Regions from separate parts of the Mus musculus genome. Here all the other regions are linked to region 3. The links are chromatin loops, found by intact Hi-C in ENCODE. Cell type or tissue: left cerebral cortex. All regions are shown on one strand. Links, peaks and the distances in the headings refer to the core of each region. The heading gives the core; the rest is flanking DNA. Region 1 overlaps Csmd1 (CUB and Sushi multiple domains 1). Region 2 overlaps Gm39137 (a long non-coding RNA gene). Region 3 has its middle 100 kb from the start of Gm39137.

The links. A loop is a pair of places that touch in the nucleus more often than their neighbours do. Peaks named below come from ENCODE experiments on the same cell type or tissue, not always from the same donor. Only the 100,000 strongest peaks of a DNase experiment are listed, where the experiment ranks them.
Region 1: a loop joins it to region 3, with 3 times the contacts of the local background. A loop is called at or near these places in 2 of 42 quality-filtered maps.
Region 2: it touches region 3 in a loop (5-fold over the local background); 7 of 42 quality-filtered maps call a loop at or near these places.

What each region holds. Positions count from the first base shown.
Region 1 is chr8:17,390,238-17,398,063 of GRCm38, forward strand. All of the region lies in intron 1 of Csmd1 (CUB and Sushi multiple domains 1), which reads right to left. C030002A05Rik reads right to left here. Exons shown (of 1, transcript XM_030243881.1): 1 at 1-7,826. Among named protein-coding and RNA genes, the nearest start is that of C030002A05Rik, 98 kb to the right of the region's middle. In left cerebral cortex, for the core only: a CTCF peak has its summit at 3,912 (motif pointing right); a DNase peak (open chromatin) is centred at 3,902; H3K27ac peaks cover 360 bases.
Region 2 is chr8:17,570,043-17,577,868 of GRCm38, forward strand. Gm39137 (a long non-coding RNA gene) reads left to right here. Exons shown (of 3, transcript XR_870169.1): 3 at 4,117-4,373. Among named protein-coding and RNA genes, the nearest start is that of Gm39137, 12 kb to the left of the region's middle. In left cerebral cortex, for the core only: a CTCF peak has its summit at 4,214 (motif pointing right); a DNase peak (open chromatin) is centred at 4,231.
Region 3 is chr8:17,660,320-17,668,145 of GRCm38, forward strand. No RefSeq gene overlaps it. Among named protein-coding and RNA genes, the nearest start is that of Gm39137, 100 kb to the left of the region's middle. In left cerebral cortex, for the core only: a CTCF peak has its summit at 4,197; DNase peaks (open chromatin) are centred at 2,914, 4,152 and 4,594; H3K27ac peaks cover 1,897 bases.

The DNA.
Region 1 (7,826 bases), core at 1,406-6,405, 270 kb before region 3:
CAGCAAGCTCACACTATAGTGCTCTGATCCAAGCTCGTGAATGCATCATCCAGCATCCTAGCACTGGAGAGAAGTAGTGCAAGAGACTGAAATCTGCCAGAACTGAATCAGTCCTAATTGATCAAGTAGGTCAAATAGAATCTTGTTCAAAATGGGATTCAGAAATAAAACAGTTCTCACAATTTATAACAATATAACAATATAGTTATATATTAACTAATTATATATAAATATTAAATACAGCCATATTAATACTGTATATCATATATTATTTTAAAATCTATTATACACAATACATGATTACTAAAGAACTGTGTACTGTGTGTTGTTTTTAGCTTTGAAACAATTTATTCATATAGGATTAACTCATATAGGAACATTGTCATTTCAAGCAATTATCTGGAACTTAATTTGGTGCCATTTGCTTGCCATTTAAGAATCAACAAGATACTGCAGCTGGCAAACAACTAAGGGGAGACCATAGTAAATTAAGGAAAATCAAGATATTCCAAATCCAATCCATAGACAAGTATATGAGAGAGGAGAGGGAGAGGGAGGGAGGGAGGGAGGGAGGGAGGGAGGGAGAGAGAGAGAGAGAGAGAGAGAGAGAGAGAGAGAGAGAGAGAGAGAATGAATAGGAGATAGATGATAGACAGATATATATTTTTGATAAGTGAATAGATTTAAAGATAGGTAGGTAGACACACACATATATGTGTTGATAGATGACAGGAGATAAATATTAAAAAGGCAATTATGTAAAGGCACATATACTTAATTGATAAATAAATAGATACAGATAAGTGACAGGCAGGCACATACATACATATTCATACAAGCACATATGATTGATAGATGAAAACAATAGATAGATAGATAGATAGATAGATAGATAGATAGATAGATAGATAAAGATATATTGAGCTAATCATGAATCAATAAAGAAAAGTGCCTTTGGCTAGGAAGTCACATAGGAAACTTCACTTGTTGCTAAGAACAAAATTGCACCACAGCCTTGAGTTCTGTCTGTATCTTTGTTGAATAAGAATCTCTCCATTGTAAGAAATGAAAGCACAGCTCATTACAGAGCTGAAAGTGCTCTCCTCTGAGATAAACGATGAATGTGGGATAAGCAGAAGAGGGAGGAATAGCAATTAGATGGGTGGGAAATTCTGAAAAATAATTACTGAAAAATGTCTCTGAATGAAGTCTAACCAACTTGCCATGAACTCAAGTTCTTATGTTTTCCTGAAATCATCTACTGTTTGAAGGGGGAAATGCAGCTAATAGAGAAAGCATTTGAGCTCCTCCCTTCCCAAGGCTGCTCCAGGCAGATGGGAAGGAAAAGTGTGATCTGGCCTTTCTTTCTAGTCAGGCCTTGCAGTGTCTGCAAGTGGGAGGGTTGTTCCTGAGCACTTACTGAATAAAAAGATGCTGTCAAGCCTTCACTAACTCATCAGGGATGCTATGGACAAAGAGCCTTGAATACGAAGAACGTAACTATCTGCAGACATCTTTTTCCTTTTCTATACCTGACAAAAGGGAAGTGAGCGAGACATAGACAAGCAGCTTCCTGGGAATCAGAGCCCTATTCATAGCCTTCAGTTTGGTTCTCCTCATCTTTCTACACCTCCAACAACTAGTGTGACCTTTGACAATGAGTGGCCTCCATATTGTCAATAAAATAATAATAACAAATGATGTCTGCCTGCTGCTAAACGCTTGCATGTGTCAATACTGTGTCAAGCATCACCTATGCTCAGCTCTCAGGGGTCATTGTGCTCAGTTTCCATGGGGAAAGAGAAAACGCTGCAAAGGGTTTAGGTAAAGTCCACAGAAGGCCATGTAGTTCAACATCAAAGCCAAGTCCCTCCCACCCCCTAATCCTATAGCTAAATCTGAGTGATGCTTTCCCTTATCCATTGTGAGATTACTGAATGCAACCTCTCTGGTCCTCACATGTCAATGAAACTGTCAATAAACATTCATAATGTACTTATATTTGGATGGCTAGGCCTAGCCTCATAGATCTGTTCTAATCCCTACAATGAGTAAAAAGCCACTGCAGATGTCTCCTTGTTGATCACCTTCTCAGATGTGGACAAGTAGGGAAAAGTTGCATGAGATGAAGATGTGACAGCTGCCACAGCAGACAGGCAAGTCCTATTCATCCTAAACTCCTTGTATGGGAACAGAACTAATGCAGTCCTCAACCCCAGTGATCATAAACATGAAAATGCACAAAGAATCCCCCAAAGCACTACTAAAAGTGACAACCAAATGCAGATGCTCTTTCTATCTTATCCAAAATACTCCATGGCTGCCTTATTAAAGGAATATTTGTCTTGCTTACCCTGTTTTTCAGTGGCACCCAAATATGTCAGCAAACTCAGGTTAGACTCACCCTGATTTGAGGCACTGGGTAGTGAGGTATCTGCTGGGATAGAAAAGAGTCATTGTTCAGATATAAGGATCCCTCCAAAGCGTCCTCTCCAGTGTAATGTTCAGAGGTGGGGCTTTGGGAACATGATCATGTCAGGAGAATATGATGTAACTAATAATTAATGCACTGATTATGTCATAATTTCAAGGTAACACCTTCTGCCATGGTAGAGATAAATAGTGGGTCCTAGTAGGAGGAAGACAGTAGGAATATTCTCTTGAGGGGATGCTCTTTTACCAGGACTTCTCGTCTTTCTCTGTGTGACAACCCTGAAGCAAAGCACTTTGGCCCAGAACATTCTTTCTCATCATAATACTCTGTTTCCTGACAGCTATCAGAAATGGAGACAGCTTACCATGGGCTAAAACTCAGAAGCTGTGGTCCTCAAATACTGTGGAGATTTCAGAGAAGAGATAGTGTGGTCCTGTGTAAGTAATGTGAGCTAGTTAACTCAGTAGGAACTGTGCACTAAAGGACAGAGGTAACAGATGTCACAGGCTTATAGAAATGACGGCCAGTTAAGGATCTAAATGATTTGTATTTGTGGAGTTTGTAGAACACATGTTGGCTCCACGAGCTAAGCACCCTACAGGGGCTATCATTCTGTTCTTCATAACAACCTGTGGGCAGGTGAACCAAGATCTGCATATTGATGGTTAGGAAGATTAACTACTTAACTAACTGGACAAGTGCACACAATTGTAGAACATGGACAGAGCTCATTCAGACACTTGCCTTTGGAGCTCATGAGGTGACTCTTGTGACAGGTCAAATTGTATTTACAGGAATGTGTGGGGACTGCCAAGTATAAAAACACTCAGGCACCACTCTCTGCATTCTAGGTCTGTCTTGGTCATTAGCTCCCATGAAACATTATCAAGTTTATGGCATCATTTATCTGCTCATTTAAAACATTTTAGAGGAAAGGTTTATAATAGTTTCTAATTCTTCTTGAACTTAAATATTATGTAAAAATTTTATATATCCACACTTTGCTCTTATAGGAACATAATTGTCACATACCAAATAGAGCAGACAATTAGTAAAGAGTCATTATAAATGCTCACATACTTTTGGTGTAGCTGACCCTGCTATGTGAACATTCGCTGTATATTAGGTGCTTAATATTTCCTAAAAAGGAGGTGGTACTTCATACACATCCAAGTGATTAATAATTAGTAAGATGAGCATTAATTGTCTTAAGATATGATCTCAAGGCTAGATATGCTGAGAACTCAGCATAGAAACTGGATATTCATAAGTTGGCCGTGTTGATGAGCTCTACCCTAATGAAGCTTGTATTTACGAACAGTAAGTAAGAGTTGTGTGGTGTTCAGAACTTAAAAGACTACCATGTGCCTACCATGGCGTAGGTCCTTATGGACTATGACTAATCTCCAGGACTTCAGGTCCCAGAAGAGTGTCTTCCAATCTCAAAACAATGGATCCAGATGCAATATCACAATTGGCCAGAAGGTGCCACCATCAACCATCTGATTTAAAATTTGATGTGAAATTTGTAAAAAAATGTTGAAGTGAATTCTCTCATTTCACATTTAGTCAAATGTCATAAATAAATTATTTTTATAAGCATATAATTCATACATCTAAAACAAGTATACATCCTTATGTTTGATTCCAGTCTATATCATTAGAGGATAATAAATATTTGAAGGGTTACAAAGGTAGACGGGATTAGAAAGCAGGAAGTTGAGTACTACCGAGTACTTGGGATCGGTTTCTGGGAGAACAAAAGCAGAGGATCTTTCCGATGGTTAGAATGTGTCATCTACAAGAAAAGTTCAGAAAGAAGCAGGCATGCAAGTCTGAGAAGTGGAATCATCCAAATATCTGTGGATCCGTGGTCACCAAAGAAGAGACACTTGAGATAGGTTCTAAGGACATTTCAGTAAACAGGATCAGGATGAACGTTATGAAAGGGAATGGATAGTCTTTTAGAAAGAGCAACACGGAATGATTTTAAACACACTAAATCCAATGCACTCAGGGTAGAGGATCATGTCAGAATCGGCTAAAAAGTGAGAGGGGGCCAAGGGGAGATGAGTTATCAAAAACAAGTTATGTAATATTTTCTCTGTCAAATGAAAACATCTTTCCTGGTCCTACCAATAGCAGCAACCTAAGAGCCTTGTGTGTTTAAGAAACTAAGTTCATCTCACAGGGAAGATGAACAAGAGAGGACAAACCCAGGACAGCAAGCAAGCTATGCTGTGTTACTAGAGGAGAGATGGTGTGGGAAGGTACAGACCTGGCTGTGGAAGTGGAGAGGACACAGCTGGGGCTCCATGCTGGTGAGGACAGGGTATGAGGGGAGCCAATACAGAGCTCAGGGTGGATGAATTCTCTCTCAGTAATTTAGGAATCTGCATCCATGAACCACTCAAAAAAGCAAATGAAATCCATAACTGCTATTCTTTTGGCAGAGGAGAGAGCGAGAAGCAGTGAATTCAGTCTGATCAATGCTGTGCTTGAGATCCTGACAAAACATGTGGACATGTAGTCTAGGTAAGGGTTAAACATCATAGTTCAAGTAAGGGTTAAACACCAGAGCCTGGTTAAGCTTGACAGAACCAACTGAATTTGGCATCATAAATTATATCCTTGCTATTTTGGACACACACAAAAAGCTGATTTTCCAAGATGACAGGATTTGACTAAACTTGCATGAGTTTACATAGAACAGAGTTATCTTTTCTTTCAGTGGCCGCAGTCCACTTCCTTTGTTTCTGATACCTGTTCATTATTCCAATATTAGCCAAGTATCTCCCAAGCTGTAGCAGATGGGCTCAACTATAGCTGAAAGCAGAGTGACTCTCACCTGCACGCTCTGGCAGGAATTCAGACACCCAGACAGTCACAGTTTGACCTGGTGTGCACTGGAATCACCAAATTGTCATGGCTTTAAACAGCATATTATTCTGTCTTTGGTCCCTACCATTAATTTTTTTCCTCATAACAAATTGCAAGGACAAAGAAGGCAAATTCAATATATTTCTTAAGAATATGCTGGATACATTTAAATATGAAGTAAGCAGGCAACGAGAATCCAAGTATGGTGTGAACATTATCTACAGAAGTCTTTTGCCTGCTAATGAATTTGTAGCTTCAGTACATACTGGAATACCACCACAGGCATGCCAGGAAAGATCAACACTGAGTGCTTCAGCTGTCTAGGTTTAAATACAGGTATTATAAGGCCACTTTAAAGGCAAGGTTATTTGAATTGTTAATTGTGAATCGATTCAGGCATTCATTACCTTAAGGTATTAGATAGGTTAATTAACTACCATGACTCATTTTTCAAATTATAACATGAAGACTAATTTTTCTTACCTTTTGCCTCTAAGATATTAATTAATGCATATTTGCATCACACACTTTCCACATTCGATGAGCACCTATCTGTGGCACAGCGCTGTGCCAGGCTGAATGACAGCATGCCTGGGCTGGGCTGAGGTGGGCACTAAGCACTAGCAGGAGAGATTTGTTCAAGTTTTCTTCAGTGTTATTCTGCAGGACAAGCACTCCTGAATAAGGCAGACAGGTAGCAGGAATCATGCATATGCTAATTGTAATAAATAATGAAAATATTTAGACATGATGAGGTTTGAACTTGAACTTTATGAATAAATTGAGATTAGTATGCAGCGCCAGCTGTATAGCCTGCTTTTGTTCTTCCTTTTTAAAAGGCAGTCATTACTAAATGATGCTTGGAAATTTTGCAGCAATTTGTTCATCTCCCCGCTTCCACTACCCATCTTTACAGCCATTAAAGTCACATCCCCTTGGCCTCTATATCAACATGTATGTGAAGAAGAACCCTGACTCGTACTGGGGCTCACTGCCTTAGACAGCCCCCTGCTGACTTCCAAGACAGTGAAAAAGGCCACCATCAATATCTGACATGAGTGAAGAACATGCTGCATAAAGAGCTCTCTCCATGAGAGGAAGAAAGCTTTCTCCAGTCTAGAGGAAGTGTCTTTCTATGCAGCCTCTCCTCACAGGGTAACCTTGCATTTTCAATGAAAGATGAAAAAGATGGGGAGCCTGGGAATTTTCTCACAGAGGATTGGGCTCATGGACAGAGAAAAATGTTAATCATTGAGAGTTTCAATAAAGCAATTTCATATCCAATAGAAGCAAACGATCTTATGTCAAAGTAAGAGAAAGAGATGGAAGCAGTCTCAGAGATGTTCTAGGAGACAGTGGCTCCACTCTCTTCTTCATCTGACCAAGATCCAGCTGTAGGGAAAGGAGGATGGATGGTGCAAGCAACTCTGCTGGGGATGAGAAGCAGTGGCAATAAGTGAATAAAACAACGCCTTTAAAACTAGAACCAAGATGACTTTCTTCAACCTTTAACCTTTCTCTGTGTGTAATAGTTCGCTGTGTCCTGGGTCACATAGGATCTTCTTCAAGGTTCTTTCTAGATCTCATTGGCTCGCTGAAAGAGGTCATATCAATGTTAGCATATATCACTTAACATGCGGGCATAGAAATGCAATAGGAAGAGTAGATCTGCCTGGAATGTTTCACTATGAAGTAGTGAAGGTAGAAAAAGAAACAGGTTGATGGAAAGTGTTGTATTTGTCCATGGGAAAATACTTCATCACCCCCTTTGAATGGTGAAATAGTGGGCAGGACCAAGTTATCTCACACACTGCCATTTGTACCTTGGCTGTGCATTCACTGTGTGCTGTGGATCTGATGAGTATAGTGTGAGGCCTAACAACAAACCTACCATGAATCAGCTTATCTTTTTCACAAGTTTACAGATAGAAATTTGCTCTGTTGGTGAACTTAGATAGTTCAGTGTGACTTTTTTTTTTTCCTTATGGAGTCAGGCAATTTCCCCTTTTCATTTAAAGCAACATCTTCAGGTTTCTCTTTAGTATATTCAAATCAACACCCTCATTACTTCTGTGCTTTGGGGCACAGTTAAGTAAAGTGCAGATGACTTGAACACAAGCCTTATCAGAGACTGAGTGTGTCTAAAAGCCAAGGAGGCTATTAAGCTGCAAATGAGGACAGGCAGCCTAGAAACCAAGTGTAATTCAATGGCGTAATTTGCACCAAGACCAAGTGCATTGTGATAGTCAACCTTTTTACTCAAAAAAAGCCACACTAGTAGAATGTATCAGGCCGTAACCATAGCGAGGTGAGATGCCCTGGACAAGATGGATCCACTGGAGAGTCTGATAATTAAACAGGAAGATGAGTGGCCAACACTACTCTAGGTAGTTCAGCGAGCTAATGAGGCCTCGCTGGGTTATCACTGATAGAAGGCGAAGTGTTTCATGTTCCAATGTGCTTCCTCTTCTCCAGCAGGGGCATGCTGACTCTACATTCATAAGTGATCGGT
Region 2 (7,826 bases), core at 1,301-6,300, 90 kb before region 3:
ACTGTCTAAGTGCTCATAGCTTGGCTGATATCATGCACCAGAAGAGAGGGATAGCAGGCAAGAGCTTGTGAAAGGCATTTAATATGCATTCTTAGTGTCCAGGCAGATCTTATTTCTTTGCTTCCTTAATGTTTAGTTAATGATAGCCAGTTCTTTGGGGGAAACTTGCTTGAATAAATGCCACTGACATATGAGTGAAAATTGATGGAACATGACAAAGATGAGGGGTGAAGAACATGTTTGAAAAGGGGATGATTTACTCTCTAAGAATATTTGAGACTTACGTGAAAATATCCATATAACGCATGATCATAATTAATAACTCTCTATTATCTATTAAATCTATTATATATGGCATCTATCATCTATATTAAACCTACCTATAAATAATATACCATATATTTCTTTATCTTCTATTGCATACATATTTATATATGTCATCTATCATCTATAATAAATTTATCTATCATATACCATCTATTTTTCTATCATCATTCTATCACCTATCATCTATTTATCTATATTTTCTCACCAATCTTCTATTATTTATTTTATAACCTACCATCTACCTCCATCTATAATCTATTTATCTGTCTAAAATTTTTCCTTCTGTCTAACATCTGTCATTCATCTCTATCTGCCACGCAGAGATCACGTATCACCAATTATGTCAACTGCATTGCAGAGTACACACCGTCTCTACTGTTTGTGTATTTTATATATGCAACTGTCACTTAACAAGGGAAAATTTGTCACAGATTAAACACTTATGGTTCCCTGGCACTAACAATGTCAGATTATATGTATATTGTGTGAATTAATTCTCTTATAGCTGTGGGCTATTCACACACCTGTACAAGTGGCTGATTGTGGTTGGTTGTTTTGGTTATTGCCATATTGAACATGTTCTGCCAATATGCTTTTCTGCTTTCTGGAGAAATTCAATTCCATTCTAGTGTGCATGGGGCCCATGTGGCTTTGGCTTGATTTTTCATACTTAGAGGCAGGTCCAGATCTCAGTATATTTGTACTAATGAGAGTAATTCAGCTTTTCTGCCACACATGGATGGAGACTGTCTACAGCATGGACCAGGGCAGATTGGTTGTCAGAGTCTTCAGCATAGGTCAGTGTGAAATGGGGGCAAAGCTCGGACACAAGATCTTCTGCTAGCCTCTGATGACGCATTCTGATGCTCAGCACATCTCAGGCACACACTGTTTTTGTTAATGGAAGCACACATAGAATGAAGCCAGGAGAAAATCCTCTGTCACATGGGGCAGGAGACTCTCTGCTGCTTCCTGTCCTTTCCTGTGCTTGTGTAATTGTATGCAGGGGCTTAGGAGTTGCAGCTACAGCTTCACTCAGCTCCACACTCTTCTCTACTCAATACAGAGGACCTGCCACTAACCCCTTTCTCTCATACTTACAGAGTGCTCTAGTGAGAGGAAACTGTTTTCTAATTTACACTGTCCTTTTCCTAATTTTCTTCAAAAATTCCTCCAAGATCTTAGACATTTTCTGATCCTTGGATGGATAAGTATATCACTATTTGTCCTGCACTTGTTATTTCCTAGCCCAGAGCTCCAGGGCATCCCCAAAGATAACCACCTTCATATCCTCATCTGGAAAGTTTGAACATCACATCCGCCATTACTTTCCTCCCCGGAGAGGTCTTTCAGCCTCATCTCTTTTGCCTCTGACTGTACAGCTTATAATCCTACGAACAAGGCATTCTTATAAGGCACACTCTTGTGATCTAAATTCTTGTGCATTGCAATGAAATTGTGTTTATGTATTGACATTGTTTCCTAATTATAAATTCCAGGCAAGTAAAGAAAGACATTTTTCTTCTTACCCTCAAGGTCTGACACACAGACTGTGGTCAATATTTTTCTTGAGCTGTATTATGTGGGACTAGTTCTTGGCGTGTGTTTAATCAATGAAGAGCTTGTGTTTCCCTAAGGCTGCCAACCTTATCTAAAAGAATAATTCTGAGGAGCTGCAGAAATAAAACTTTAGAAAAAAATGCAAAATGAAAATAAAACCAAGGGTAAGGATTTCCAATCTGACAGTCAGGGACAACTCCTGGAGGTTTGCAAGGGTTCCATGTACAATGAGGCAGCAAGGAATCGCCTGGTTACATCCTTCCAATATGGAACCCCCTGAAGTTGTTTAGGACTTTATATATATTTGAAGAAATCAAAATTATATTTTATCTTTCTCTAGACACATCCTCCAATGACCTGCATCTTTCAGTTCAGAAAAAGCAAGCAGAAAGAAATCTACTCTACAATAGTTGGCATTGAGAAAGAAAGCCGCAGAGTAATTGCTACCAAATGGGTTTCAGATCTATTTCTCCTTCAGTTCACCTCAGCCAACCTTTCTTTGTTTTTCTGATTCTGGAAGTAGACACAGATACTTTTAAAGGGACTTTGTCATCTAGAGTTCTATTTCTAAAAGAACTTAGGAGATCAGGAAAGATGGGGAATTGTTTATAACGTCAAATCACTGCTCTGAAATTCCTTGGCACATTGTCCTGATTTTCATGACATTTTTAGCATCTTGCAGTCTTATGGGTAAAGACTTATCAACACCAGGAGAAGTTAGTTTCAGTTGGCCCTATGAGGTGAATTCCTCAGCACCAGTGGGAAGCTTTAGGCTTCCCTGGGTATCATTTCTGTGAGGTCCTCTAGCCCTCCATGTAATAAAGGAAATGTTGCTATGCTATAATACACAATGGTCAACTTATCAGATGGCACTCAGAAAGCAGGTACCAACCAGCCCTGTAGCTTAGAGGAGTAAGGGGGTCTGATTTCAGATTAATATGGCAAAACCAGAAACATGCACAACTTACTAAAAACAAAAGAACTGTTCATGAGCTTCAACTTAGAAAGTTTTAGTTCAGAGAGAGTAAGCTTTGAGATATGATCTCCTGTGTGTATGTATGCATATAACTGTATGTAATATACACTATATATGTATAATCCCAATACAGTGTGTATAATCCCTGCTGTGTGTATAATACATTCTATATATATGATTCATACTGTATGCATGTGTGTATTATCTCTATGGTGCTAATGTGTGTATTTCTGTATATTTGTTTGTGCACATACACACATGTTTGTGTTTGTAGGTGTATGTGATTGTGTGTGTTGCTGTTTTGGCGCTACTCACTGAACTCTTGCTGACACTATTCAGTGGTGATTCATCTCAACCTCACGTAGAACGAAGTCACGTTCATTCCGTACTCTTGCTCTACCAGGTGAGGGCTGTTTGCTGTTGGGGGTTTAGGGACATGAACACAATGTAAGTTTCAATTCCACAAAGTTCATCATAGAAACAATGTATACGCCCCCAGCCCAGAGTGAACAGGAGGCACAGACCCCACCTGAATCTTGGGGCCTGGGGGCTTCTTTTCTTTCCCTCTGGTCTTGCTTCTATCTCTAACTGGCTGTACCAACCCCCCTCAAGGGAGAGATATCCTTCACCTTCGCCAGAAGCCAGATTTCTCTCCTCTGATCCCAGATGTGAACCAGGGTGGAGACAGTGCAGCCAGTGCCCTGGGTCTTTATCCAAGACCTTACCCAAGTCTTCCTGAATTGGAGGCTATCCCCTACTTTCTGCTGGCACCTTTAGTGAGGGCCTCATTCCCGTCTCTATCCCCAAAGATACACAGGAACGATTCTGCTTTAACTTTCTAATGGCAGGGCAGAGTGAGACGTCCAAATGTCATTTCGGAAAGAAAACAGATATTTACAGAAGCACAGAGAGAAAGGACTCATGTCTATTTGTCTGGATCTTGGTTAGAAAATTAAGATTCAAAATTTAAATTTTATTGGGTATATTTGGTTTACACCTTTAATGTGCTCTTGCTTTTGGTATATCTTGAAGAAAACACCAGACACCATGTCATTACACTTCTCACCACATGAACACATCTCTAAACACAGAGCAGGCAAAATGTAACTGCTAATAACATGTTTTACCTATTCCGTGGTCACTATTTTGACACTTCTGATTTCACACTCTACTTAAACATTAAATCGACTCAAAATCTATGAAAACCAATCACAACGTCGACCTATTATTTTTGTTGTTGTTGTTTTTTAAAGGAACGAAATCCTAACTGTGCAAGATGTTACCTGAAATCTAGCTATGTACAAACAGGCTAGAGCCTTCAAGAGCTCAGGCTGCAATATAAATGGCTGCCAGGAGGGGGCGCAGAGCACCGAACTGCTTCCGGCCTCAAGGCCTCTTTGGAGTCTGGAAACTTGGAAGGAGATAAAACACCTTTCCAGGTAGAGAAGGTGGAAGGCTGCGATGCATTTGGTTGGTTTTGGTTCAAACAATACGGCAAGCACACAGAAATGTTTAGAAATATAAAAAGCCGATGCTTGGGTGTTCTGAGTTTGCTGCACCGGATGCAAGACCAGAGAGATGAGAATGAAGAAATTGAAAAACAGTTTCCAACATTGTTACATATTCTATGCGGCTGTGTTTGCTGCAGTTATGTACTCAAGTTACCGTGTTAGCCTTTGTCTCGAGCCCCATATTACATCCTGTACATTTCCTGGACACAGAGAAAGTCATTAGCAACTGTAAAGGGTGTGTGTGGGCTAGGTGCCTCGGCTATACCAATATAATCCTGAAAACCGAGAATAGGTGTGAAGAAGCACCATCGCAGAGAACTAAAACAATCAAACTCACCCTTAACAGCATGGATAATCTCTGCTCTCCAGTCAGGGAGGAGATGTGTTTCCGGTTTGTTACTGACATGCTCCGACTGGGCTTGCAGAATTCTTAATGCCAAATGTATCGCTTGTGGAAAAAGTTGGAAACGTGTTTTTGTTTGTTTTCTTGTTGTTTTGTTTTGTTTTGTTTGAAGCAAAGTCGCATTTTCGTGGGAGGGAATAGGTTTAGAAACAACCTTCCAAGAACAGCACATTACAGTCTATAGCTGTAGTTTGGATGCAAATGGTTCACTGACTGGGGAGTAAGACGAAGCCTGCGTCCCCACTGCCAGTGCGGCAAGAGTTTAAAAACAATTCCAATGGATATAGCAAGACCCCTTGAAAGTTACCCTGTTGAGTTTAGCAGGGTGCAGAGTTTAAGTTCCAGCTGGAGAATTTACCGAAATCAGCACACATTTAGAAATTAGAATGTTCATACTGCAAGCAGACCTAGCGATCAGATGCGTGTCGCTGTCTGGTGCATTCTGGAAAGTAAAACCTGCACTAGGATTATTAAACATTTCAAAATAATAATTAAAACTATACCTAACACAGTCGTGGAAGCACATAATTCAATTTCTGGTATTTCCTTGATTCCAAAACGATGATTTCTGAACTCTCCTTGCTCACTTAATAGAAAATAATTTTGTGTTTTGCTATTATTTTCAGGAATAATCATATGATTTTGGAAGTTAATAAAAATAATTTTAATAAAAAATTGTTTTTATTTTAAGGACCTTACTGCCTCTGTAACCTCCTGCAAGGGGAAACATTACACACACACACACACACACACACACACACACACACACACACACACACACATTGATGTTCATTTATGTCAGGTAAATAAGAGAATTAATTATGCTCTGTATCACTGTTCACCCCAAAAGAAAGACTTGGATAAACAGAACAACAGCATCACAGCTTCACAACAGACCGAAGTAGACTCAGAAAAATTGATGGAAGGAGAAAATTATATATACACGTATAAGTACTTACAGAGAGAGGGTGTGTGTGTGTCTGTGTGTCTGTGTGTCTGTGGAGGGGAAGGGGTGAGCACGGGGTGTACCCACATACATGCACATGAGCTTTCTTGGAAATAGAAATGGTTTCTAAGTCAGGTAATTGCCAGAGTAGAAAAGTAAGTGTTCTGTGAAGATATTTGTCTCATTTTCTGAGATGTTTCAAAAGTTGGAAAAACTTTTCTTCCCGTTTTTCTAAACCCAAACAGTGGAAGCTGTGACAATTCACTATTTGACTGACATATGAAATCCTGAAACCTTTTGTGTTAACAATGCTTTTTGAAAATATGCAACAATGCACACTCCTTTGAAACAATCGTTCTGTAAGCAACTGTGACAAGAGTATTAAGTCAGACAGTTACAGTAATGACATGCAATTTAAACAATCAGGGTAGAGCATGGGTGTGGTCGCTCTAGGCATACAACTGCAGGAATTGCAGACGAAAATCCCTGAACCTTTAGGCCCCCTTTTCATCTGCCTGAAACCTTCCCAGGGTGGGGCCCAGGGCACACAGCACTCAGTTCTCCTGAATGGAGGCCACCTGTCATGGGTTGCAGTCCTAGCGTGAATTAAAATGCAAAGGGGGCTAAGCCATACTCTCCATCTCTCCACACCCCCTCACTGTGCATTCATTATGTTTCTCAAGTTCAGGCAGATGCGCCATCATCTAATAGCATTGAAAGCCACAGCCATGCTGTAGTTGTAAGCACCAGACACTCCCTTGAAATTTGAGGATTATTTCAGGCCATGAATTTACGAAATGACTCTGTAATCTCTTATCATCTATCACTCATAGTTCTGCTTATGGAATTAAAGAACAAACAGTGTCTATCAGAGTTATATATTTTCTTCAGGTCTTCTTGGTTGAGAGGTTAAACATCTCCCGTTCTTGGGTCAAATGCCACTCATGGGCAAGGCTTCTTGAATGCGACAGTGGCCAACACTCCAAGCACATTCAAGTCAACAGCTACTTCTCAGGTTTGCTCTAGGTTTCCTGTAAAAACCCTCCCCTCTGGGTGGGTGCTCAAGTCAGCTTGAAATTACATCCTTTACCAAGAGCACTTGACTTAGCTCCAGCACTGAATCTTCGAAGCCAAGTGATGTAGGGAAATGGGGCAGAAGTTAGCTTTGTGTTGTAGTTCAGCATACCGTGCAGTGCCTAAATCAAAAAAAAATACATGTGATTTAAACTGTGTGCATTTATATCAGGTAAGTAAGAGAATCGATTGTCTTCTCTATTTCTGCCCTTCCAAAGAGAAAAACATGGATGAACAAAAGGATAGCATTATACCTTCTAACACACCAAAGTAGACTCTCAGAAAATGATGGAAGAAAAAAAATTATATACAGAAGTGTAAGCACTTACAGAGAAAGTGTGAGAGAGGGAAGGAGGGAGGGAGGAAGAGAGAGAATATGAATGTGTTTGGAGTGTAAGTACACTTTCTTACATTGAAGAAAATCATCAGGACATTAGATCACCACAAGGTCCAGATATTCCTGCCCACTTCTCACTCAGGCCAACCTTGATTGACGCTGAAGTTGGATATTATCACCTGTTTTTCTCTACGCAGGAGAGGCTCACAATCTGCAGAGCTGGGGGCGGGGGGTCTGAGGTATGATTTCTGATTACTGAAAAATTGGAATCTTTTCATTTGCCATGAGTTGTTTACTTTTACAAAGAGACAACATAAACTTCGTAGAACTATGCTTCCCCATGCATACCTGTGTGTGCACTTGCACACACACACACACACACACACACACACACACAACTAGTGCTAATGTGTTTCAGCCATACAAGGCTGAGTCTCCACGGCTTCATGGAAGCTCATCAAGCATCTAAATGGCATTGGGTGATTTTGAAATCTCAGAGCTCCACCAACAGCTTGTGGAAGTGAACAGAGACCAACACTTAACTCTTGGAATCCTGCAAAACTAGAAAACCAGAGGGAAATGGCCTCAAATCCATTGCTTCAGCTCAGAGGTTGCAGGTTCACAATAAACAGGGCAGGTAGTTGTCACCTAAATAGTAGTGATCCTGGAAAGTTTTGTTACCTAGGGATGTC
Region 3 (7,826 bases), core at 1,416-6,415:
GCCAATCTCCTATTTACAGTAATCTATTAACTCTCACTACAGCCATGAAAAGCCACCAAGTCACTCGAGGCTCTGTTGAAATAAAAGCCACAAAACAGCAATGATGGTTAGCCTTTCACCCCCGGAAGTATCTTTATCAAATTATAGTCTTATGACTCAGTTTCTTTTAAAACCAATCTAGACACTAAACTAATATTAGAAGTTTACACATTTTTCACTCTCTCTCATTTGTACTCAGTGGGTGTGCTTTGTGCCTGGGTAACACAATCACATCACTCTATGGAATTCTGTATTCATCTACTTTATATGCATACCTTTGTCTGCTGTTGCATGAGGAAAAATGCTTACATCAGAATATATTATTACTGTTTCCTGGAAGAAACAGGGAAAGCTGACTTAAAAAATAAATCTTCCTAAATATTGGATAGTTGACCAATAAAGCCACATAGGCCAGGTAACTTCTACGTTCTAATCATTGCCATTTCATTTTCTTTAATGTGCACAGGGCTGTCTGATTTTCTATTTGGTTTTCTGTAAGTTTTGGTAATGCGTGTCTTTAATGCCATACATTATCATTCTTATTCATCCAAATTATCAAATTTATTTGCATTTGTCAAGTAAGTTAGATTTCATTCTTTTATGATTTCTTTTGCATCTCATGAGCTAAGAAATAATCATCCTTTTCAATTTCTTATATTAAGAATTTCTTCTTCACCTTCTTTATTTCTGGTAGGCCTGTGTAGAGTTTTATCAATTTTATTGATCTTTTCAAATATTCATCTCCTGGTTTTGTTGATTTTTTTCTATTGCTTTCCTGTTTGCAATTTCATAGATTTATTCAATATATTTTTCTGCTGTTTGCTTTACCCTTAAATTGCTTTCTTCATTATTTCCCAAGGTGAACACTCACAGAACTCCTTGAAAACATTTCTCTTTATAAATATATGCTTTTAATGCTATAAATTCTCACTGTCAAATAAATCTCGTAAAGAAATGTAGTTTAACTTTTACTTTGCTCAAACAAATGTCAATGTCTTCTAAAATTTAAATTTTCTGAGTGCTAGTCTTACCTAGAAGTAGATTATTTTATCCCTATATATTTGAGAACATTCCAGGCGAGTATTGTTGATTTTTATTTTAGTTTAATTGCATTCTCTTTGGATAATACACATTGGGTAATTTTAAGGAAAATTAGACATAGCTAATAGTGACATTCAGATCTGCTGTCTTCTATGATGTTTTGTGTAGCAATTATTGAAATACCAAACACATTGAAAGATTCAGCCAAGTGAGAGGCTGATCCCTTCCTCTTCTAATTCTGTCACCTTTTAAGATAAATTTTGATATTTCCCTTAGGTGAGTGCACACCAGCTCACTCTTTCCTTTTGCTGTACACATCACAGTGTTCGTTCGGTGGTGTTCTGTAGTGGTGAAGAATGGTTTTCTTGTTCTTTACTCTGCTTACTCTGAGTTGGTGTGATTTCTTGACCTGAGGCTTGACTGTCTACAGAACATAGCCTTTTCCCTGCCTTTTCCCTGTGTTATTGTAGACAAAACAGTGCTGTTCTCAAACATCGATAGTGTCTAACTTTTAATACATGTGCTTGTTGTTTTCACGATTAAATTGAAAAGTTGGGCCAAATCTATTATGATTTTAAATATTTGGGTTTTTAAAATTTATTTGTTCATTCATTCATTCATTCATTCATTCACTTTACATCCTGATCACCGCCCCCTCCCTCCTCTATTCCCAGCCTCACTCTCACTCCCCCACCCATTCCCCTTCTCCTCAGAGAAAGGGAGCCTACCCATGGGGACCAACTCACCCTGACACATTTGCTATATCTGGCCTTTGTTTCTTCTTTCTAATACTTTTACACCATCTGTGATATTTGTCAAAATAGTTATGTGCTTGTTTTCTATTATGCATTAACATGCCAATAACATCTCTTTCAAATAAATCTATTTGCATGCCTGAATACTTATACTCTGTATTTTCAACTAATTTAACTCCACCTAGAAGCTCTATATCATCTAAGCAAGCTGCATGGTGTGGTGGCTGTGGGAGAGTTACTTTTGAATGGGAAATTGGTTTCAGCTTTTCAGCTTCCTGGAGAAAGATGACAGGGACATTATTCTCACTGATGAAATGTGTCCTCAAAGATGCATAAGAAGGCAAGCCTTGGTTATGTGCACTTACCACAAGGACAGAGTGACAAGACATTTAATTTCCCTTTGTTATCCTTGCCTGAGGCTCTTCCCTTCCTTCTTTAGATCTAACATTCTTGCTTGTACATTATCCATTCTCCTAAAACAATTTCTAGGTTTCTTTCCAAGAAATTAGAAGTTTTTCTTAATAGATTATTTCTCATTGTTTAACAATTTGTCGACTGGATGCAGAATTCTAGTTTTTCTTTCTTCAACATTTTAAATGCATTAGTGGGCACTCTGCTTGTTTATAGATTTCTGTAGAAATTCCTTTCTCTTTTCTCCTCCCCCTTATGCTCATCCTCCTTGTCTCTCTTTATCACTCCTTGCTTTCTTCTCTTCCCTTCTTTTTGCCTTCTTCCTCTTTCACCTCTTCTTCCCATTCTTTTTCATCCTCTTCCTGCTCTTCTTCCTTTTCCTCTTCCTCTTGCTCTTTTTTCTCTTCTTCTTTTTCAACCTCCTCCTACGCTTTCCTGCTTTCGATATGAATGAATAGAAAATTTTAATCTTGTTTCTTCTTATGTTTTTGTATTTCTCTTTTGAGAAAGAAAGACACACTATACACAAACCAAACCAATAAGCCCAGGAGATGTCTGACCCATCTTCCCTAGCTTGTGAGTCCTGAGCTCCCTTAACCTGGTTTGTGCATGTGATAGATTTGTAGACTTCATCTTCATGGTTATTCCATAAGCTTCTTCAGTTCACTCCTCCTTTCCCCACTTGGCATTCCAGTGATCACTACTTCAACTTCAAGCCAAATTACCTTATACTAAAGCTGGGAAGATTCAATCCATTCCCACACTCTGAGTACATAAGTACAGCCTTGATGTTTCCTTTATAGAGCCAGCAGAGACTTTCTCTATGTTAGGCAGGAACTTTTGGTGCTCCTTGCAGTGTCCACTCTGGACTTCTCTAAGTCTTTTAGTTTCCCATGGATTTGCAGTTTTTTATTCCAATCCTAACACACTAATCTATTTGTGGTATATTGCTGTACTCCCAGAATCTAACAACTGAATTCTCTAAATTTTCTCTACTCTCACCCTCTGCTCTCTTCCCTGCTTCCTTTACTTCATATTCCTTTTCTTTTTCTGAAAAGTATTTTTACTTAATTGATCTTGCTTGTTTGAAAGCTAGATATGATCTATCCAATAGTAGGGACTGAAAAGAATTCACCATGAGTGAATAATGTATTACACTTCATGGATTTGCTTTAATGTGACTAGGATCTAGAATTTCTTGAATGCCTCATATAGAGAAATGAATTTTTCCTGGCCCTTGTTTTAGTCTTTTTCATTTTGGGGTCCCCTTAGGAGTCCTTTGAGAGAGCCTGTCCTGTGACTCAGGGCTAGTATTATACCAATGTCTCTGTGGTGAGAATGCACAACAGAAGAAAATTCTATGACGCCTGATAGTATCCAGCCCTTTTCTGTGCCTCCAACTTGTCTGTGACATCATAGTTGCTCTTGTAGTATCATTGTTTCTCCTTAAGCTTTCTTTGGTAGAGTAGACATCTAACTTATAGTGGCTGTTAGGTCCATCACAAAATTCATCTGTGCCTTCTCACCATTCAGTTCTGACTCCACTGGAAAATTCACCCCACTGCTGGGTCCAGAAAAAAAAAATTGCTCTCAGTTTTCTTGGGCATTGGTTGTGGTGATTTGATGTGGTCCAGGTCTCTTAGATGCTGGAGCAGTAAACAAATCCTGTAGCTGTTGTGCTCTGTGCAAGAAGACACACAGAGTAAATGCCACCATTTAGCTGTAATGGCTTCTGGAAGGGGGCTAGAGAACCCCAACTCTAGCCAGGTCTCACCACCTGATTAGTGATAATTTACGCACAACTTGAAGCAACACCCATTAGCCCAGGAATACAAAGCTTTGGAAGCAGTAGGCCAGTATGAGTCACTGCCACTTTCTTCTGCCAAGATGTGGGATGCCTGCCTGGATACAGTAGCTTTGGATGCTTGGCTGCCTTGTCAGCTGCTGCCATCTGTCTGCATCTCATATAAATCCTCCTCCTTGTTGTTTGCTATACATCATGTTTTGCAGATGATTCTCTGAGGCAAGAATGATCCTTGCCACTCTTGTGCAACCAGGGTTTCTGCATGTCTTTCCCACAGTCAGGTTGGCAACACAGCTTTTGATGCAGCTCTCTGGGAATCATGCTCTGTTCTGGCTAATTTACAGCATCCTATTGTAGCCAAGATTATTCACCCTATAGTTCTGCTTAGTCGGATTCAAAAGGTGAGTTTAATAGATTGTCCATGGTAATTTGGGACCACTAGCCACAAGGGCTGTGGAAAAGGCTAACTATATATCTCTGTTGGCTAGCACAAGGCAGTGATTGTGTATATCACCCTCTTTGGTGTTCCTTCCCGCTTGGACACTGGCCAGGAGCTGAAATCAGAAAAATAAAGATGGTTTTGTGTTACTCTCTCTCTCAGAAGATTCCCAGGCATGGAGGAAAGCAGTTGCTAATGGCGATAGCCTGTGTTTGTCAGTCTATCTTGGAAACAATCCCAGAGTTTTGTTTATTTGTATTCTCTGCAACATTTGTGCAATACGAGAGTTGAGTGAGTGACGACTTTGGAGATAACTTTGTCGACAATGAACTTAGCTAGAAAGAACCACCACAAGGTTGACTCTTTGGAGTCCAAGAAAAGATGAATGAGTTAAGTTAATTTATCGTGGCCTGCAAGTCACATGCCAACTGGACAGAAATGTCTGGCAAATTTTTGGCTTAGTGGCATTCCCTCTTCTGTTTCTGGGAGAAAAGATTTTCACTAAAACTGTTCTAAGAGGCCAGGGAAGAGTGACCTCCGTGCACAAGATGAGGGTGCTGTTTATTTCTTCATGCTTTCTTAATCAACTCTTAAGGAGAGAGGAAAGTTGAGGGGGAGATAAGAGAGAGATTTTGATCTCAATGAATGTTACTGCTCAAAAACAAAAAACGTTATGCCCTGTTATGTACACTATAGCCTTGTACCTCACTCTTAAAGAGGTTCCAATGATTCTATTTACTGTCTGATTTAACCACAAGATTGTTAAGAAATGAAAACATTTGAGGGGGAACTATGAGCTGAACTCTACCAGACACTAAAAGAACACTATCCTGAACTAAGAAATCCATGCTTTATTGAGAAAGCCTCATAGCCCACTGTAGCTGCTTTAAGTCCAGATGGCCATACACCCAGCTTCCCCTGAAGTCGACAGATTAAGAAATTGAGACATTTTTCTTTTCTTGATCAGCTGTCCTTTTTAATGGCATAGTATCAAAGAAAGCATACCTACATTTCCATTTGTGGTTTTTTTTTTTTTGTTTTTTTTTTTTTTTTTTTTTTTTTTTTTTTTTTTTTTTTTTTTTAACCTGACTCAGTGAGAAGATGCCAGGTACTTAGGAGGCAAATAGGAAGTGGGGTGAAAATGGGGCCTGGAAACCAGCCCTTCACTGTCTACTTGGTTCCGTTCTTTTGCTTTCTAGACTTTAGGTAAAATTGAAACTTCATTTATTTGTCTTCATAATGGGAGTAAACAATCTGGGTTTTTTTTGTTTGTTTGTTTTTTTTTTTTTTTTTTTTTTGCCTCAAAGTTAGTGGAAGGATGTAGTCATTGCTTTGGGTTTAGGTATGGGTGTCTGTGAAAATATTTGGCTAGCAGCAAGCATGGATGATACAGAAGCAAAAACACAAGGTGTGCTGAAATCGCCATCACTAGAGATTAGAATGTTGCTTCCTGAGAATGTGTCGTCGTCCCCCCCCCCCCTTAAGGAGAAGTTCTGTTTCCACCATCCTCCTCATTTATGTCCTCTTTCCATTGAACTTGATTTTAGATTAAATCTCACTGGCTTTGGGCACTCTGTTGGCCACATATTTATTTTAATTCCCGAAAGCATCCTCAATCTCTCTCTGAAATACATAACCAGGATCCCTCTTCTAGGCTTGGTAACTCCTCTTGCAGACATGAGGAATGCTAGCTGCAGATAGCTCTGAGCCACTTCCTAGTGACTACAAAAAACAAAGGAACAAATGACCACACCCTTACTTTCATTTGAGATCATTGGAAAGTGGCACCAAGGGCTCCTGAAAGTGCATTTGCAAACTAGGGGCAGCCAGTCAGTGTCCACTCCATCCTGTTCCCACTGGAGCAAATGTGTCTCAATAAGAGTATCTCTCAACAGGCACCGAGCTTGCTGCCTGCATTCAGTGTCTATTTCCAGAGATATGTTAATGATCATAATATAATCACTTTATCCTCTTAATTCATTTACTAGATATATTTAAATTCATTGTGTTCAGCCTTAGAAGTACAGCAGCAATATGTGTGTGTGTGTGTGTGTGTGTGTGTGTGTGTGTATAACATGTATACATATTTACTGAACAAGGCATATTAGGAAATCTTATGAATAATTTATATTAGTCTTCAACAAAAGACAATGCCAACCAACATTCTTGCTTTCCACCTGTGCTAATGCCACATGAAATTTATGGTTCACTTCTTTTCTTTCATTTGAATGTGTTGGGCCCTGGGGCAAAAATTCAGTGTAGGCACATTTTACAATAATCACATCATGGTGGTTAGTGCTTGCAAGTTCTTGGGCTTTTATATTCTGAGGTTTATATTTTAAGGTTCCAAGGAGGCTTAAGTTCTTTCTTAGTTCTCTACAAATATAGCATGGATCCCTGTGAGCCTGACTTGGCTGCTGTGCCACAGTCCTCACCTAACACTGTGAGTTTGCTTTATGTTATTCATCTAAGGTTGAGCTCCTTGCCACCACCATCCTCCTCTCTACTCTAGCCATGCATAAGAACAGTTTTGTCTCTAAGCATTGGTTTACTCCACTTAAATTATTCTCCAATTCCACTCAGTTTCCACAAATGACAGATTTCAACTTTTAAAAACCATTGTTGAACATAAACCTCATAATTGCTTGAATTTCTAAATGTTTCCTAAGCTATGTGTCAGTTCTTAGACTTTTCATCCCTTAAGCTGAAGGATTTCAAGAGCACATCAGGGTTTAAAGTATTTGTTCTGAATATAATAAAGGCATGGAACAAGAAAATCCTAACCTTAGCAAGTGTATTTTTTAAGACCAGGTCTCTACTCAAGGTTGGTGTTGAAGTCTTTGTATACCTGAGGATAACTTTGATCTTCAGATCCTTCTCTTTCCATTTCCCAAAATTTGAAATTACAATGCATGACCACACCTGATTTTTTCGTGCTCAGAATTGAACCTGGGACTTCATGCATGCTAGGCAAGTACTCTACCACTAAGGTCTCAGCCTGTCCGTCCATCATTCTCCTATATAAGTTGGTAAGTTCTGCCCCTTTAAGTGCTAATTTTATGGTGTGAGAATCAAGCTGTGGAATTCAGCTATAAGATTAATTGGTAACCCAAGATCTATGAGATCAATGAGGGAATTTTCAGATGGGCTGGGTGTGGGAGACCAAGGATGGTCTGTCTTTGAGAAATATACAGATGACTGTATGGACATCTCCAAACAAGAAGCAGATGTCACACGAGGGTGAGAAGCAACTGTAGTTATTTGTCAGGCTTTTAGGCAGCTCAGTGTTTCCCTGTAATAGCTCTGACTTTTATTTCCTAAATGGCTAAAGACTTAT